Regions from separate parts of the Homo sapiens genome. Here region 2 is linked to region 1. The links are chromatin loops, found by intact Hi-C in ENCODE. Cell type or tissue: Caco-2. All regions are shown on one strand.

The links. A loop is a pair of places that touch in the nucleus more often than their neighbours do. Peaks named below come from ENCODE experiments on the same cell type or tissue, not always from the same donor. Only the 100,000 strongest peaks of a DNase experiment are listed, where the experiment ranks them.
Region 2: a loop joins it to region 1, with 4 times the contacts of the local background. A loop is called at or near these places in 4 of 110 quality-filtered maps.

Annotation. Positions count from the first base shown.
Region 1 is chr20:34,188,572-34,193,571 of GRCh38, reverse strand. It overlaps a transcript of ASIP not described here. Among named protein-coding and RNA genes, the nearest start is that of ASIP, 50 kb to the left of the region's middle. In Caco-2, a CTCF peak has its summit at 2,786 (motif pointing left); a DNase peak (open chromatin) is centred at 2,781.
Region 2 is chr20:34,547,585-34,552,584 of GRCh38, reverse strand. It overlaps a transcript of MAP1LC3A not described here. Among named protein-coding and RNA genes, the nearest start is that of MAP1LC3A, 8.6 kb to the left of the region's middle. In Caco-2, no CTCF peak of the experiment used is centred here; a DNase peak (open chromatin) is centred at 2,794.

The DNA.
Region 1 (5,000 bases):
TGTATTACCCATATGCTGTTAGCCCTTTCAATCCTTTGTGCAGGCTTACCTAGAAATAAAGGAAAAAATGTTCTTCCCACCTTGCTTGATAAGATAACAACAATGTGTTTGGTTTTTAATGTAACTGGAAAAAAAAAAAGATGGAAGAAAAAAAGGCCAATTCCAACATCTGGATGAAATTTATTACATACCTCTCTGGGACCCCCTGGTTCCTGAATGATTTGGCTTATTATCCCTTTTCCAAGTCTTCAGAGACTCAATGACTCGAATGTCAGGGAATGATACTTTGCTGCCGGATACTACAAAGTTGGTTTAAAGAGGTTGTAGAAATGCTGTAGCTGTAACCAAGCTCCTCACAGGGGGAGGTGGGGCAGCACATGCCATGTAAGCATGCTCACATATTTCTGTGTGGATACCCAGTTGGAAAGTTATTTGCCACTTCTGGAGAAGCTGGAAGTTGTCGACTATACAGATAGATAAAGAGAGGGGTTGGTTAATGGGTACAAAAATACAGTTAGATACAAGGAATAAGATCTAGTGTTGGGTAGCACAAAAGGGCAACTATAGTTAACAATAATTTATTACATATTTCAAAATAAAAGCGTAGAGTTGGAGTATTCCTAACACAATGATAAACGCTTGAGGTGATGGATATCCCAATTATCCTGAGTTGATCATTATATATTTTATGCATGTATGAAAATATCACATGCACCTTATAAAATGTGCAACTATTATGTATCCATAAAATTTTTTTAAATGTTTTAAAGCTTGGGGGATCCAAGTTTGCTGCTTACTTCCAATCTGATGCATCACCAATCTGAGGCAGGCCCCAAACTTTGGCAACAAGGTATGAGGTAAGCACCACTTTAGTGCAGGGAGGGTAACCTGGTTGAGAAATTGACTGATTTTCTGTAGTGTCTGCCATTTCTGTTCTTCACAAAAGAATAGACCATTCCTATCTTCCTCCACACTCCCAATCCCAAAGGGTAACCAGGGCTTTTTGTTCTGGAGATCAGGCTTTCTCTCATCTCAGGAAAAAAAAAAAAAGAAGAAGAAAAAAAAGGAAAGGAAAAAGAGAAAGAAACAAAGAAAAGAAATTGAGCTGCGTGTGGTGGCTCATGTCTATAATCTCAGGAGGTTGAGGCAGGAGGAGCACTTGAGCCTAGGAGTGAGCTATGATCACACCACTGCACTCCAGCTTCGGCAAGAGAGCGAGACGCTGTTTCAAAAAAGAAAGAGGCCAGGAGCAGTGGCTCATGCCTGTAATCCCAGCACTTTGGGAGGCCAAGGTGGGTGGATCACCTAAGGTCGGGGGCTTGAGACCAGCCAACATGGAGAAACTCCGTCTCTACTAAAAATACAAAATTACCTGGGCTTGGTGGCTCATGCCTGTAATCCCAGCAACTTGGGAGGCTGAGGCAGAAGAATCACTTGAATCTGGGAGGCAGAGGTTGTGGTGAGCCGAGATCGGGCCATTGCACCATGGGCAACAAGAGCGAAACTCCATCTCCAAAAAAGAAAAAAAAAGAAAGAAATCAGGCCAGGCACAGTGGCTCACGCCTGTAATCCCAACACTCTGGGAGGCCGAGGCAGGTGGATTACCTGAGGTCAGGGATTTGAGACCAGCCTGGCCAACATGGTGAAACCCCGTCTCTATTAAAAATAGAAAAAATTAGCTGGGCATGGTGGTGGGCACCTGTAATCCCAGCTACTCAGGAGGCTGAAGCAGGAGAATCGTTTGAACCTGGGAGGCAGAGGTTGCAGTGAGCTGAGATTGTGCCATTGCTCTCCAGCCTGGATAGCAAGAGTGAAACTCTGTCAAAAAAAAAAAAAAAAAAGAGAGAGAGAGAGGAAGGAAGGAAAGAAAGAGGGAGGGAAGGAAGGGAGGGAAGGAAATAAAGCGAAGAAAGAAATCAACAAGCTTTTGTTTTAAAAAATTAACCCAGTCTTAGAGGCAATAAAACTGTTTTGTCTGAGAGGAGGAAGGATTTGTAGAATTAGAAGAGGGCAGAGGAGAATTTCCTGAGCCTGGCTTTGAGGCATGGTGCTGAGGAGCACTGCAGCCTCCTTTTGTGGCCAGGTCCTGCTCCAGGCCTCCCACAGACCGCTGGGACCAGAGGGCCTTCAATGGGGATGACAGTGTGCTCAGGGAGGTAAGCAAAGGCACTGCTGATCCCGAGCCTCAGCAGAGGTCTTCATGCCATAGAGAAACCTGGAGAAAGGGTCGTAGAATTGTTTTGGGCAAAGAGCGCCAGGGGTGACAGGCACCCTCATCTAAGAGACATCTTCCCCCCAGTATGTGTAAGCTCCTGATAAAGGACCAAGATTGGATTTGCTACTCATTGTTGGATGGAAGCCAAGGGTATTTAATTTAGAAAATTAAAGAAATGTGACATTTCCACCACCTGTATGTCAGGGAACAAAGTAATACCTGTTTAACACCAGGCTCCACACTTTCCTTTAAAGTCTTTTAGGTTTCCTGGCTCAAAGAAGCCTCCAGCTTGATTTGTTGAACTGTGCCTCTCAGGAGCTGAAGGCAGGCAGTGTTCCAGGATATGTGCATATGGGGGTGCATGCTGCTCTGTGAAGGAGCTTTGCACTTGGGCCCCATTCCAGTCCCTCCCTTACCAATTCAATAGGAGCCTGAGTCAATGGTGGACTCAGACAAAGACATTCCCTGAAAAAGAGAGGAAAGGAAGCTGGGCAGAAGTTGCATGCAGGACTGGGATTGCTCAGGATTGGGGCTCCTGAAGCCTTGCTGCGAAACACATCCTCAAGTCTGCACTGCCTCCCGGTGGCCACACCAGAGCTCAGCTCTGCACTTGGTATGGAGAAAAGACTGCATGGGATGTGTGTGTTTCTTCCGGCTGGAGCTCTTTGGAGACTCATCAGAAACCTTGATGAGATACAGAATTCCGAAGGAAGAGGAAGCCTTAGTGAGGAAGGGGGTGAGTTCTGTTTACTCTGAAGTATCTGTGGAATACACTGAAATATAGATATCTAGGAATCTGTCAAAATAAAAATCTAAAGGTCAGGAGAGAGATCTAAACTAGACATGCAGATAGGAGTGTTATTATCATATACGTAGTAATTAAAACCAGGGGAACAGATGAGATCACCCAGGGAAAATGGGAATAGTGACAAGGGCTGAGTTCCAAGGACTACACTCTAGAGTGGGCGGAAAGGTTTGGTGATATCATCTTATGTATTTTTCTGGGGCTTTGGAATTTCTCAACTCATTATCATACTCATTATCTTTCATACTCATTATCTTAATTCTCATCTGGGAGGTTCTATAAAATACCTGGTAAAACGAGGTGTGACTGGGATGATGCCAACACTGCAAGAAATCCAATCTATCGGACAGGCAGGAGGTGGGGCCTGGACACAGTGTCACAAGGGATAGTGATTCCCAATGGTAGGCTTGAAGCCCCAGGTTAGCATCACACGGAATGACTCCTAAGAGCACTTGAAGCTCTTGCCTAGGCTATTGGTGAAGAGCATAGCTGGTCCATGGCGCTGGGTTAGAAAGGCTGTTGCGGGACAGTGGCCAACCTGACAAAAGCTCTGCAGCGGGAGCTTATCTCCAGAAGCAGATGCAGCCTGCCTGCCTCTGCATGTCCTACAGGCAGCAGTCCACCGGACCGAGCTGAGGAATGGTCTTCCCAACTGGGAAGACAGGCATCCTTTCCAGAGACAGAAATATGGCAACCAGAGTACTTGCTCCTTTCTGAGTGACTGGGGTTGGTGGGAGACATGAAGCCTGACCTGGCCCTACAAGGAGGTCTGTAAGGCAGAGGGGTAGAATGCAAGGCAGAGATAAATGCAATGAGGTGACTCCTTTGGTAGAGTCCCCACTTCCTTCAGTTGGTCTCACCTACTCTGAACGTACTTCCTCCCATAGTATTTCAGAGTTTCCCTGTGTTATAATGTGTTATTGTGCACCTATTCACATGCTCCCTTGAGTTCCTCAGGCTGTTCATCCGTGTGGCTTCTCCAGGGTTTGCCTAATACTTAGGGGGAGCAGGGCCAGGTGTGGTGGCTCATGCCTGTAATCCCAGCACTTTGGGTGGCCGAGGTGGGCGGATCACATGAGGTTGGGAGTTTGAGACCAGCCTGACCAACATGGAGAAACCCCGTCTCTACTAAAAATACAAAATTAGCCGGGCGTGGTGGTGCATGCCTATAATCCCAGCTACTCAGGAGGCTGAGGCAGGAGAATCACTTGAACCCGGGAGGTAGAGGTTGCGGTGAGCCGAGATCACGCCACTGCACTCCAGCCTGGGCAACAAGAGCAAAACTCCATCTCAAAAAAAAGAAAACAAACCTTAGGGGGAGCAGTTAAGCTACCCACATGGCCAGAAGTTCTAGGCACCAGACCGTGGCTCTGCTCCTTATTGCTTGAGGTTTTGTTTAACCTCCCTGAACCTCAGTTTTCTCATCTGAAAAATGCCTCACGGTCGTTGTGAGAATTAGAGAATACTCAAAAAGTCTAAATGACAGCACTCGATAGTGTCATTATTGTGACAGTTTCATCTACTACAAATATATTATCCTGTCTTTTTAGAAATTTCTACCATTAAAATGACTCTTTAGGTTAAAGATCTCAGAGCCCTATCATAATGCTTATAGGGAGAAGTATGGTTCTTATTATATTATTGGTCATTATCATGATCCTGAATTGGTTTAGGTAAAGCAGAGGGCAGGAATGGGTCACAAATAGTAATTTTGTTTGGGCTCCGGGTGGGGGAAAGAAGTGTCTCCCAAACTTCAGTCATTTGAATAGCAATGTCAGGATTTCAACCATATCTCCAACCCAGCTATATTATTATTTACTCAATATTTTTCTTTAAATCAACTAATAACTTTTTCAAAGCTTAAATACATTCGTGTAAATTGGAAAATTTATAGCATGTTACTGTCATTTTTCATAAACAGAATATAATCCTAGAAAAAATTAATAATACAATGTCAATAAATTCTAAATAACTACTGTT
Region 2 (5,000 bases), 360 kb before region 1:
AGGCCGTGGGATCTGCCTCCCCGCTACTCCTCTGGCCTCCTGGCTACTCTAGGAATCCCTGTCAGGCTCATGCCCCAGGGCCTTTGCCTGGAACATCCTTCCCCGGGATCTCTGTGTCCCTCACACCCTCACCTCGAGTTTTGGTTCAAGTGTCTCCTCAGGGAGGCCTTCCAATATGCTGTATAATTTTTCTGGGCATTTCATTATGAAAGCGTTCAAACACACTTGAAATAATGGTAGTGGTCCCTCTTACACCCAGTTACATTCTGCCATTAACAGTTGGCTCTGCCAGGTCCAGAGGCTCACGCCTGTAACCCAAGCACTTTTCAAAGGCCAAGGCAGGTGGATCACCTGAGGTCAGGAATTTGAGACCAGCGTGGCCAACCTGGCGAAACCCCGTCTCTACTAAAAATACAAAAATTAGCTGGGTGTGGCAGTACTCGCCTGTAATCCCAGCCACTGGGGAGGCTGAGGCAGGAGAATCGCTTCAACCTGGAAGGTGGAGATTGCAGTGAGCCGAGATCGCACACTGCACTCTAGCCTGGGTGACAGAGATTTTGAGATTCCATCTCAAAAGCAGTTGGCTTCATCTGCTTTATTACGTCTCTGTCCATTTTCCCTTTTTGTTGAATTTCAGAGTAAGTTGCAGACATCTGTTCACTTTCTCCTCAGTCTTTCACATTCATGTCAGTATTTGGTTTTTTTTCTTTCAGGGTAAAATTCACAAACAATGAAATGCAGAGGTGTCAAGTGTACTCTTTGGTGAGTCTGAGAAGTACACTCACTAATGTGACCCAAACCCCTTTCAAGATAGAGAACATGGCCAGGCGCGGTGGCTCACGCCTGTAATCCCAGCACTTCGGGAGGCCAAGGGCAGATCACCTGAAGTCAAGAGTTCAAGACCAGCCTGGCCAACATGGTGAAACCCCATCTCTACTAAAGATAGAAAAAATTAGCCAGGCGTGATGGCAGGCACCTGTAATCCCAGCTACCTCCTGAATCGGAGAATCACTTGAACCCAGGAGGCAGAGGTTGCAGTGAGCCGAAATCGTGCCACTGCACTCCAGCCTGACTGTGGGCAACACAGCAAGACTCAAAAAAAAAAAAAAAAAAAAAAGGACAGCGTTCCCCTTGGAAGGTTCCTTGGGCCTCACCAGTCTACCTGCACGCCCCATGGAGGCAATCATTATTCTCATTTCTCACCATATTCTGGCCTGGTCTAGAAATTCTTCTAGATGGAATCATACGGCATGTATTCTTGTGCCTCTGGTTTAATTCAACATGAAGTTTTGAGGCTTACCCATGTTGTTGCAGGTATCAGTAGGCTTTTTTTTTTTTTGAGACAGAGTCTGTCACCCAGGCTGAAGTGCAGTGGCAAGATCTTGGCTCACTGCAACCTCCACCTTCTGGGTTCAAGTGATTCTCCTGCCTTGGTCTCCTGAGTAGCTGGGATTACGGGAGCATGCCACCAGGCCTGGCTAATTTTTTTTTTTGTATTTTTAGTAGAGACAGGGTTTCACTATATTGCCCAGGCTGGTCTCAAACTCCTGACCTCCTGATCTACCGGTTTCAGCCTCCTAAAGTGCTGAGATTACAAGCATGAGCCACCGTGCCCAAGTAGGCCATTTCTTTAAACTATCAAGTAGGTTCCCATGGATGGATGTAGCAGTTTTTCCATTGATGGATGCCTGGGCTGTTTCCAGCTTTTGGTGATTGTGAATAAAACTGCTCTGAACGTTTCTGTGACAGTGTTTGTGTGGATATATATATATTTTTAATTATACTTTAAGGGATATGTTCTTTTGTTTCACTTGGACGAATAGGAGATATGCTGGCTTTGGGGGCAGGTGTGTGTTTGAGGAGTGGCCAGGCCTCTCTTCAGTGCTGTTCCATTTTGTGCTCCCATCAGCGATGTGCGGGAGTTCCAGGTGCGCTGCCTCCTTGCCACCGTTTGGTGGTGTTCATTTTCGTTTCGCCATTTTGGCGGGTGTGTAGTGGTATCTCACTGTGGTTTTACATTTAATATTATAAAATTTTATTTCCTTCTCACTAAAGTGCAAGCCCTTGAAGGGCAGTTCTGCATATGCTTGGTTCCTGCTACACCCCAGGACTTAGAGTGTGGCACATGGTGGGTGCTCAGTAATTATTATTTGGATAAGTGACCCCTCCCCCAGGCCCCCACAGTCATCTCTCCATGCCGTTTGCCATCTAGAAGGTCTATCTCCCCCTCTAGACCATGCGCAGGGACAGAGTCTGTGCCAAGCACTGCTGCTGGGTGCTAGGAGGATCAGCAGAGGTTGGGGGAGTCGTTTCTGCTCAGGGGGTCTCAGCCACGGTCAAGCGCACCCTCGACTGCTCTGCTCCCACCCCTCATTCCTGCCGTTCTGTGGCTTCGGACTTGGACCCATGGGCCTGAGAAAAAGTGGAGAACTGGCCTTGGCCGGCCTGGCACACGGGCGGAGCAACCCTGGCCTGCTTGGCCACTGATGACCGCGAGTGTGGACAGACCATAGGCCCTGAGCTCCTTCACACAACGGCAGGCGGGCCAGACAGACCTGGGTCCACAGCTGCTTTTCCACATGGAGAACTGAAGAATCTCATCTTCATCTGCAAAACTGAGACAGTGTCAGAACTACCTCTGAGGTGGAGGGTCAGTCAGCAACTCGGAAGCCATGGAGTCCTGGGGGAAACAGGGCCTGCAATCAGCACGGAGGCAGGAGGCAGGAGGGACTGACTCTGGACGAGATTGAAGACTGGCTGAACCAGAAGTGCTGAAATCACCTCTCCCTAAGACACGCCCACCAGTGCCATGGCAGTTTACCATTGCCATGGCAACACCTGGAAGTTACCACCTCTGGCCATGGCAACACTCAAAAGTTACCGCCCATTTTCTAGCTATTTCTGAATAACCCGCCCCCTGAATTAGGATGTCATTAAAAATGGGAATAAGCACGGATTCAGATCTGTCCCTGGGCTGCTACTCTCAGCACACTGCCCATGGCGGGGCCAGTCACAGCCGTAACGTGCCACCCCATCAATCAAGCTGTTTTCTTCTACCACCGGCTGGTTCTTGAATTCCTTCCTGAGCCAGGCAAAGAACCTGCCCTGCATCAACACCGCTGTGACTTGGCGCCTCGTTTAAGGTGATGAACTCGTAAAAATGGGCCTCATATCGGGAGGACACGTGGGCTGAAGTCTGAGTCAGGGTCATTATCTCCGAGGAAGGATTGGCAGTTCCCGTTTACAGACTCAAAGTGAAGGCTGACCATGGTGGCTCGTGCCTGTAATCCCAGCACTTTGGGAGGCCAAGGTGGTCTGATCACCTGAGGTCAAGAGTTCTAGACCAGCCTGGCCAACACGGCGAAACCCCTTCTCTACTAAAAATACAAAAATTAGCCAGGCATGATGGTGCATGCCTGCAATCCCAGCTACTTGGGAAGCTGAGGCAGAAGAATCACTTGAACCCGGGAGGCGGAGGTTGCAGTGAGCCAAGATTGCACCACTGCCCTCTAGCCTGGGTGATAGAGACTATCAAAACAAAAACAAAACCAAAAAACCACAACCAAAAAAGCAAAGTGGGGCCGGGCATGGTGGCTCACACCTGTAATCCCAGCACTTCGGGAGGCCGAGGTGGGTGGATCACCTGAGGTCAGGAGTTCAAGACCAGCTTGGCCAACATGGTGAAACCCTGTATCTACTAAAAACACAAAAATTAGCTGGGCATGGTGGCGGGCGCCTGTAGTCTCAGCTACTCGGGAGACTGAGGCAGGAGAATTGCTTGAACCCGGGAGGCGGAGGTTTTAGTGAGTCGAGATTGTGCCATTGCACTCCAGCCTGGGAGACAAGAGCAAGACTCCATCTTTAAAAAAAAAAAAAAAAGGCAGCGAAGGGGAACACTCCAAAGATTGTAGGGACTGAGACCCACTCAGGGGTCCTCCGGCCTCGAGCTCACACTGCCCCACCTTGCTCCCCACAGATCCTCTGCTTTCACTGGAAAAGTGGAGGCTGAGAACACCAACCCCACAGCCCATGCAGGGCCTCAGACCTGGCCATTCCCTTCCTCCGGGCCTCACCCGCATATCTGTCCTCCTCTTGAGCCAGGGGCGTGCTCAGGCCTCTCCAGCTCTAACTCCACCTCCCTGAGTGAGAGGGCCGGGGCTGCCACCCTTCTCCCTCCGTGACCTCAAGCCCTTGGAGCGGTCTGGTCACCTGGGGAGGTTGGCTCCCCGCGGCCTTCGCAGCCTCCAGCCACTCATGGGGTCCTGGGTTCTCTCCACACCCACCAGTGCCTCCACTATGAGTGACGTACAATCCCCACCTCCAGTTTGGCTTCCAGCTGTCAGGTCCAGGCTCTGTCTCTGGAACAAAGGCTGCCTCCGAACTCAACACGTCCAAAGGAAGTCATCTCTTTCCCCAAGCCTGTGCCTCTAGCTAATCGCCCCCTCCCTTCTCATCCCATCACCTGGTCCAGGCCCAGGTGGACTCCCCCTCACCTGCCATTGCAGTCCTGAGTCCTCTCAAGCCCATCTGTGTCGTCCCACCTGTCTCCACCGTCACTGCTCCGGGAACCCCCCTCCCTCGTCTGCCCTAGAGGGCACCTCACCAGTGTGCCTCCCCTGCAGAAGCAAGGCCGAGCACACTGACCCCCGCCTATCTGAACAATCAGCCCCTTCCAAAGTTTCATTCTGGCCAGGTGCGGTGGCTCACACCTGCAATCCCAGCGTTTAGGGAGGCCGCAGGAGCTCAAGACCAGCCTGGGAAACTATTTGTCCATTCTCACACTGCTGTGAAGAACTGCCCGAGCCTGAGTAATTTACAAAGAAAAGAGGTTTAACTGAGGCACAGTTCTGCATGGCTGGGGAGGCCTCAGGAAACTCACAATCCTGGAGGAAGGTGACGGGGAAGCAGGCACCTTCTTCGCTAGGCGACAGGAGAGAGAATGAACGCAGGAGGACCTACCAAACCATCAGCTCTTGTGAGAACTATCACGGGAAGAGCAT